3 separate regions of the Homo sapiens genome follow, and regions 1 and 3 are each linked to region 2. Evidence: chromatin contacts called from ENCODE Hi-C or POLR2A ChIA-PET data. All regions are on one chromosome and are shown on one strand. Each heading gives the region's core, a stretch centred on a gene start or an enhancer-like site at or near the end of the contact. The rest is flanking DNA. Distances are from core to core; before and after follow the strand shown.

Region 1 (2,700 bases), core at 75-2,574, 580 kb after region 2:
TTACAAGATGTAGATTTCAGTCTAAGCTTTGCCTCTCGCTTGCTGAGGGGTCTGGAACATACCACATCACTCTTCTGAAGCAGTTTCTGGGCTTATGCCAATGGATCTCATCACCTCCTCCAACAATCGTTGAAATTGTTGAATTTCAAGAGGTCCTTTCTGTGATGATGAGGAACAGGCTGCCTGGCATGAAGTACGTACATAATTCTCTGTAAGCTGCCTCCCCCAACCACCCCATCTCAATCGATCAAATCAAACTATCATCCACTTATTATTACTGAAGGCGAGACACACTAGAAGACAACCAGAGAGAAAAAGTTACTGCAGAAGCCCAGACAGTGGAGCACTGGCGGTGGCTGAAGGATAAGGAAGACTCCCCCAGGAGGGGTCACTAGAGCCAGGCCCACGATGGCTGGGTGGGCCAGGTCAGGCCAAGAGCTGGCCAACAGCCTCTGAGGACCACTGGGCCACTTCTCTGATGTTTTATTTCAGTGACGTTCTGGCCACACGAAGCAAGCATTGCAGTGGTGGTGGAAAGGCCAAGGCCTTTGGAAACAGCCCTGGGTTAAATCCCGGCTCTGCTACTTACCAGCTTCAGGACCAGTGGAAGTCCCCAAACCTCCCTGAGTTTCAACTCACTTTGCTTATTTTAAATGGTGATAATAGCACAGCTTGTCCTGGGTGGATCACGTGAAATAAGACAACGTATTTAAAATGCCTGCGCCTGGACCCCTGAGCAGCTTTCTGTGAAGAGTGGGAAGGAAAAGGACGCACGGGTCGGGCAGTGCTGGCCGTCGTATTTGGCTCCCGGGATGTCCTGAGGAAGAAGGGGAATGCCCAGCTCCCCACTCCCCGCCGACCCCATAGCAAGAGTCAGCATGTCAGTGCCTCCCAGAAATAGATCTACAGCAGGAGAGGTCAGCAGTGGGGGCATCCCCCTAGAAATGGGGCGGGGGGTGGGGGCGATGCTGGATTCCAGCAGATGGAAACGATTCTACAAAAAGAAGCCTGGAGCTTTGAATAGAGCTGTAACGTAAATAAAATATCGTGTCAGTGTTAGTTTCCTGGCTTTGGTAACTGTGCTGTGCTTAGCAGCAGACCGGGGCGTTTTCATCTCCCTATTCTTTCCCTCCTTCCTCTCCTCAGTCCTCCGCTCATTCCCACCCTCCTGTGGCATGAAGCGCGTGTGCTCAGCTCGCCCTCCTTCACCTCCTCCCTTCTCGCCTACTTCATCACGGAGGGAGCTTTCGAACCGGCTCCTGGGACCTCCTCCCCGCCCCGCGGACACAGCACAGACTGCAGCGCCTCTCCTCTCCGCGAAGCTGCACCAACTTTATTTGCAAAAAGAGGCTCCAAGCGCACGGAGAGGATGGGGGCTGCAAGGTCCCCACCCTCCTCCCGGCCTCCCGCGGCCCCTGCCCTCCTCCAGGCCCCCCACGGCCCCCGCCCCGCCGGCTACACGATCCCGAACTGGCAGATGTAGGGCAGCTGATCGCGGCAGCGCTTGTCGAACCACTTGCCGTTGGCCGCGCCTGACAGGACCGCGCAGTTCTCGGTCTTGCCGCCATCGGGTTGCGCGGTGATCTCAGTCTCCCAGTTCTTGTAGGCGATGCGGGCGCCGGTCATGTCCACCCAGGTGCCCTCGGCCGCCATGTCGTTGAGGCCCAGCCAGATCTCGGCCTCGTTGCCCACGCTCTGGCGCAGGTACTCATACAGGGCGTCGTTCTCCGAGCCAGTCTGAGGGGTGCCCAGGGTGCCCCCGCGCGAGATGCAGTCCTCGCTGGCCTCGTGGAAGGTCTTCGTCTGGGTGAAGGCCAGAAAGCATTTCATGTGCACCTTGGTCCCCTTCAGGCAGACTGGGAGTGGGGAGAAATGGCTGTCACCGAAGGTCCCCCTGTTCCCCAGGCAAAGAGCCAACCGCCCAGGCCAAGCCCACCGTCCTCCATCCCATCCCGTTTATCCCATCAGTCCTGACAGCCCCTTAGACCCAGGCAAAAGGGGTCCTGATGGTTCATGCACTTTGAGGACCTGGCTGTGGTGGCCACTAATGTACAGATCCAGATCCCCACTCAGGAGGTCTTGGTGCTCCCGCGGCTGGGAGAAAAGGCAGCCCTTGTGCTACAGAAGCACCCAGCCCCAGCTGACACCCCTTCCCAGGCCTCCACCTCAGTCATTTCTGGCCTTTACCCACCCCATCTCCTTGGGTCACAGAGGCTGGCCTGGTGCCTGCACTGCAGCTCAGCTCTCCCTCTGCCCACTTCCTCTTCCCCCCGCCCCCACATGTGTGGCTCCTAGGGCTCACCCTAACAAATTAGCTCTGTCTCAGAGTCAGCTTCCCAGGGAGCCCAGCCACAGCCACCTGCTCTGGTTCTCCTTCCTCCATGCCCCTCCCTAAGATCAAGCAGCTTGCAGGGCCAGGGCACCTGCCCACCTACAGCCTAGGCCACACTTCATGTACCCAGGGCCCCAAATCCCTACCCAAACAGCCCAAGCAAGCTTCCAGGGCCTGCCAAGTGCCTTTTGCAGGGTCAGTTCTCCTGAGGGCTGGTAGGGTGGGGCTGAGTGGATAGAGCTGAGACTGCAAGAGAGAAGACAGGAAGTGCTGGGCACAGGCTGTGGTCAGAGGCCGGCGATCAGGCAAGGGACTCTGAGGTGTCCACAAATTCTCAGTTTGAGCCTGGCCCCAAAGGTTGTGATGAA
Region 2 (2,700 bases), core at 108-2,607:
GGATTACAAAGTGCGTGAACCACAGCACCCGGGCAGAGGATTTCCTTTTTTTTTTTTTTTTTTAACTACAGGTGCCCGCCACCACGCCCGGCTAATTTTTTATATTTGTTGTAGAGGCTGGGTTTCACCATGTTAGCCAGGATGGTCTCGATCTCCTGACCTCGTGATCCACCCGCCTCGGCCTCCCAAAGTGCTGGGATGACAAGCATGAGCCACTGTGCCCAGCCTAAGAGGATTTCTGTACTAGAGAAAACTGGTAAAAGCAAAAACAAAAAAATGTTTTTTAAATCAAACTCTTAAGAGAGCAAAGAAGCAAAGTAAAATAGTGATGGGCTCACAGCCCATCACTATCAAGAAAGGAATAAAATATCTTGTGAAGATAATATTTTAACAGAGGAAATTGGGAGGGTATCAGCCAAGCGTTGCCAGCTCAGAGAACAGGTGGCTTAGAAAGCAACAAGTAAAGCAGGGCCCCCAAGAAATTCTAAAAACAGCTGGAGAATCAGAGGAACTTTCACACTGCTGTGGGAATGCTAAGTGGCACGGCCACTTTGGAAAAGTTTTTGGCAGTTGCTAAAAAAGTTATACATACACCTACTCCATGATCCAGCAATTCTACTCCTAGGTATTTACCCAAGAGAAACGAAAGCCTGTGTCTATACAAAGACTTGTACATATAAGGTGCAGTGGCTCATGCCTATAATTCCAGCACTTTAGGAGGCCAAGGCAGGAGAATCACTTGAAGCCAGGAGTTCAAAACCAACCTGGACAACATAGCGAGATCCCATATTTACAAAAGAAAAAAACAAACAAAAAAAAAACCCAAAGTCTTACACAAAAACAATCCTAACAGACTTATTCATAATAGCCAAAAATGAAAAAAAAAAAAAAACCTCAACAGGGAAATGGAAAAACAAATCTTGTGGTGTATCCATACAATGTAATATTACTCAGCAGTAAAACAAAAGCACAATTGATAATGCAAAAAGCCCAGTTGATAATGCAACAGCATAGCTGAATTTCACAGATATTATCTGAGTGAAATAAGCTGGACAAAGGAGTACTATAGTTGATTCTCATTATTTGGCAAGAATACTGAATCAGTCAATACTGAACCACTGCTTCTGGCAGAAATACAGGGTTAGGTTTCTGAAAACTTCTGACCACAACACTTTCATCAACTGATGAATATATGACCTTGTTTTATGTGTGCTTCTATTTAGAGACACCTTCCTTAGTATATATTGTTGATTCATTAACATCGAACCCTCAGCCAACAGCCCTGTAGCTCGTGCCTGAAGAAAGCTTCTCTCATACATATTCTCGTTGTAAAGCACATCACAGCCCTCTTGCTCTTAGGAACACTAGAAAGCACTCCAGCACTGTGCCTGGGGGCCATTTGAAACAGCAAAATCATCAACAAAAACCACAAAAATGCAAAAACCATGGCACTAAATAGACCATGAAAAGGACACCTGTTTACTGCATGACCTGAAACAAGAAGGCGGAGCGTTGCCTTGTTCGACTTCAGCTGGGAAGATAGGCGTCAGGGGACTCAAACTTTTCAGCACTCTGTTATATCTGTGAATGATCACAAAAGAACTGTGAGTATTAATTTTGGGGTTACAAATAAATTTTAGCAAGTAAGCTGATTCACAAATACAGAATCTGTGGATAATGAAGATCAACTGTATATAAATACTATATGAATCCATTTATATTACATCTTAGAATGGGCAAAACTAATAAATGATTTTAAAAAATCAGAATTGTAGTTGCCTGGAGGTGAGCACTAACTGGAAAGAAGCATGAGGGAACTTTCTGGGGATGGAACTATTCTATATCTTGATAGGAATGTGGGTCACACAGGTGCATGCATCTGTCAAAACTCACTGAACTACACATTTCTCTGTATGCAAATACAGCATTTTGAAAACAATTCCTAGACACTCCTCCTATCAAGAAGTGAGAGTGTGGAAAGGCTTGTGAATGCTTAAAGTAATAGAGCACAGCAGAATGACACTAAATGACTTCCAGGCATTGAGCCTGACCCCAAGTATCCAATGCAGACATCAAATAGCCTGCAAAAGGCCTGGCACAGTGGCTCACACCTGTTATCCTAGCACTTTGGGAGGCCGAGGTGGGAGGATCACTTGAGCCCAGGAGTTCAAGACCAGCCTGGGCAAGACAGCGAGACCCTGCCTCTACAAAAATTAACAAATTAGCCAGGCATGGTTGTGCATACCTGTGTTTCCAGTTATTCGGGGGGCTGGGATGGGAGGATTGCTTGAGCCCAGGAAGCCAAGGCTACAGTGAGCTAAGATGGTGCCACTGAACTCTAACCTGGGTACAGAGTGAGAATTTGTCTTTAAAGAGAGAGAGAGAGAGAGAGAGAGAGAGAGCGCGCACCTGCAAACCATGACAGAGCTGGGCAGAAGCCATGCTAGCTTCCTCAACACCACCTCCTTTCTTTCTCCCTGCCTTCCTCACCGCCTCCCACCAACTTCACTTCCTCTGCTCTCTGGCTACAAATTTGGGCAGAGATGCCTCTCCCCACACCTCACACACCCACCGTCAGGCATGGGCAACCCAGAGAGGTGGCAGCTGTGTGCTATGGGTAGAGGAGGGGCTGCCAGCTCCAGTCCATTCATGGCTTCTAACTGACCTCTGTGGCTGGCCAACAAAGAGCCTCTGTGTAAG
Region 3 (2,700 bases), core at 140-2,639, 570 kb before region 2:
CACCCGCCTCAACCTCCTCAGTAGCTGGGACCACAGACCCATGTCACTACACCCAGCTAATACTTTATTTTTATCCTTTGTAGAGACAGGATCTTGCTTTGTTGCCCAGGCTGGTCTTGAACTCCTGGCCTCAAGGGATACTCCTGCCTTGGCCTCCCAAAGTGCTGGGATTACAGGCATGAGCCACCAGGCTGGCCTATCCAACTTTTAAAATGGCCACATCATAAGAAAAACTATTCTTTGTGAAAAGAAAGAAAGGAAGGAGAAAGGGCAAGAAGGAGAAGAAGTCTAATGGGGGGAAAGTTGGGGAAAGAGAGTGAGAAGGAGACAGAGAAAAGAAAAAGATGAGCAGTTGCTTCTTAGAAGAACACAGTGGGATGAACATTCCGGGGTAAGGGTGTGGAGTGAATGAAGGCCAGAAGCATGACTCTCTCTGGGACCTGCACAAAGGTTAGTATGACTCCCGTCATGTGCAGGGGAGCAGGAGTGAGAGGGGGAGCATGGGGCAGTGAGTGGGCTGACTGGGACATGGGGCCAGAGCAGGAGGCTGTGATGAGTCACTGAGCTTGAGTCTCCACTTCATGAGGTGACTCCCAATGCACACTCTGAGCACAGAGTTTAAAAAGCAGGTATTTGTAAGCCAGAAGTCCCTGTGTAAGCACTTTCACATCTCTCTGAGCCTCACTTTTCATAGTAATAGAAAGGGGTACTTTAAATAATGGTAATTATATTGAATAAAGGTCTTGCCAAATAGTGACAGTTGCTCAAAACCCTCTTATCCCCATACAACTTAGTGCCCTTTCTCCTCCAAATCCCCCATGGCTCACTGCTCTCCCAGATCCCAGGCCTCTGCTGCTTCCCATTTGTAACAATGTGGATAAAGCTATGTGGGCTCCACAGAGCTACAGATAGGCATCTAATAACTACTTATTAAAAATATCTATTGGCCAGGCATGGGGGCTCATGCCTATCATCTCAGCATTTTGAGAGCCCAAGAGTTTGAGACCAACTTGGGCAACATGGCAAAACCCTGTCTCTACAAAAAATACAAAAATGAGTCACTCATGGTGGTGCACACCTGTAGTCCCAGCTATTCAGGAGGCTGAGATGGGAGGATTGTTTGAGCCCTGGAGGTCGAGGCTGCAGTGCGCCATGATCACACCACTGCACTCCAGTGTGGGTGACAGAGTGAGACCCTCCCTCAAAAAAAAAAAAAAAGCATCTGATCCAAAGTGGCCCCCTAGTTTTATTTGCACTTCTTACAAGATTTCCTCGAAAGGAAGATCAGATATATTTATCTGAAACAGTGTCACACTCCAGTGATTTCTTTGCAGTACTCTTATGTACAAGACACTTTCAGGAAGCTGACACATTGTGGCCATTCACACTTGACTTCCACTGCCTGTCAAGACAACTATTTTCCTCCTCAGCATTTGCTTAATTCTATACTTGGTTCTTGAGAGGGAGAAAAAAAAGGGGGGGAAGTCACCTCTATAATTTAAATTTTGTATATGTGTTTTTGCAAAATTGCAGAAGTTCAAGCTGCTTTATACTCTATTTGTCAAAACTTGATTTTCTTTATCATTAAAAGGAAGCAAGGCTGGCGAGGGGGTTGTCTGAAAGTAAATGTGATAGACACTACTAAATGTGACCACAGAAAGGCTTCAAGGATGTTGCCCACAGCTGTGTTCCTAAGGAGAGAGAACTAGAAACTCCCTAGAGATACAGCATTCATTTATAGCGATGAATAAAATAGACTGTTTCTGCTTTTTGTTTCTTTTTTGCATCTTTTGTATATATTGAGGGTAAAAGAGAGAAAAACAAGAAGCAAACAAAAATAAAACAAAAACCCAGGAGATTGGTTAAATTGATTTAGTGATATGCTAGAGCCAGCTTGTAGCAATTCATAAGAATCAATGGTGTGACTTCTTCCCAACTCCATATGTTATGTCATGTAGTAGCTTTAAATTAAACACTGTTGGAATATTTACACAGGGAAATTGGCAAATACTACAAATCAGGGCTTTTTTAAAAGAGATGATTGTCAAATATTTACCAGGACCTCACTGTTTATAGTATGTTCATAAAATAAAATATTAAGCTATTATCATATTAACTTCTAGAAAAACATTTCATAATATAACTATGTGTATGCAAAAAAAATGACCTTGGACCCTCACCTCACACCATGCACAAAAATTAACTGAAAACAAATCATAGACTTAAATGTAAGAGTTGAAACAATTAAACTTTTAGAAGTAAACATAGAAGTAAATCTTTAGGACTTTGGGCCAGACAGATTTCTTTTAAAAATGTGATTTATAAATGAAAAAATTGATAAAATAGACCTCATCAAAATTGAAAACCTTGCACTTCAAAAGATACCATTAAGAAAATGGAAGGACAGGAAAAACACTGGGAGAAATATTTGCAAAACACATTTATGATAAAAAGCTGGTACCAGAATTTAGAGAGTGCTTGTATAACTCAATTGTAAAAAAACAATCAAAGATAGATGCATGCTCTCACTTATAAGTGGAAGCTAAATAATAAAAACACATGGACACAAAGAGGGGAACAACAGACACTGGGGCCTACTTGAAGGTGGAGGGTGGGAGGAGGGAAAAGTTCAGAAAAAAATACTTATCGGGTACTATGCTTAGTACCTGGGTGAGGAAACAATCTGTACACCAAACCCCT

What was found. Hi-C counts contacts between places; a loop is a spot of excess contacts on that map. ChIA-PET counts read pairs that join two places held with the same protein, here RNA polymerase II (POLR2A). Pooled maps may share reads with other maps.
Region 1: a loop to region 2 is called in a pooled map, with 3 times the contacts of the local background. The contact joins two enhancer-like sites. A Hi-C loop is called at or near these places in 3 of 50 pooled maps. POLR2A ChIA-PET finds 5 or more read pairs at or near these places in 2 of 52 experiments (H1 and activated T-cell).
Region 3: a loop to region 2 is called in a map with no recorded cell type, with 10 times the contacts of the local background. The contact joins two enhancer-like sites. A Hi-C loop is called at or near these places in 4 of 37 single-sample maps with no recorded cell type and 3 of 50 pooled maps.

What each region holds. Positions count from the first base shown.
Region 1 is chr3:45,034,680-45,037,379 of GRCh38, reverse strand. CLEC3B (C-type lectin domain family 3 member B) reads right to left here. Exons shown (of 3, transcript NM_003278.3): 3 at 1,309-1,856. The coding sequence ends at 1,456. Among named protein-coding and RNA genes, the nearest start is that of CLEC3B, 9.7 kb to the right of the region's middle. RefSeq lists enhancers at 2,105-2,164, 1,636-2,283, 2,335-2,404, 2,284-2,700. Within about 2 kb of position 1,324, at least 21 of the 41 ENCODE cell types and tissues checked have a DNase peak (open chromatin) inside an H3K27ac peak, as active enhancers do.
Region 2 is chr3:45,611,773-45,614,472 of GRCh38, reverse strand. The region is part of intron 1 of LIMD1 (LIM domain containing 1); the gene reads right to left. Among named protein-coding and RNA genes, the nearest start is that of LIMD1, 18 kb to the right of the region's middle. RefSeq lists enhancers at 1,575-1,624, 2,682-2,700. Within about 2 kb of position 1,357, at least 6 of the 41 ENCODE cell types and tissues checked have a DNase peak (open chromatin) inside an H3K27ac peak, as active enhancers do.
Region 3 is chr3:46,185,905-46,188,604 of GRCh38, reverse strand. All of the region lies in intron 1 of LOC105377067 (a long non-coding RNA gene), which reads right to left. Among named protein-coding and RNA genes, the nearest start is that of CCR1, 21 kb to the left of the region's middle. RefSeq lists an enhancer at 927-1,066. Within about 2 kb of position 1,389, at least 3 of the 41 ENCODE cell types and tissues checked have a DNase peak (open chromatin) inside an H3K27ac peak, as active enhancers do.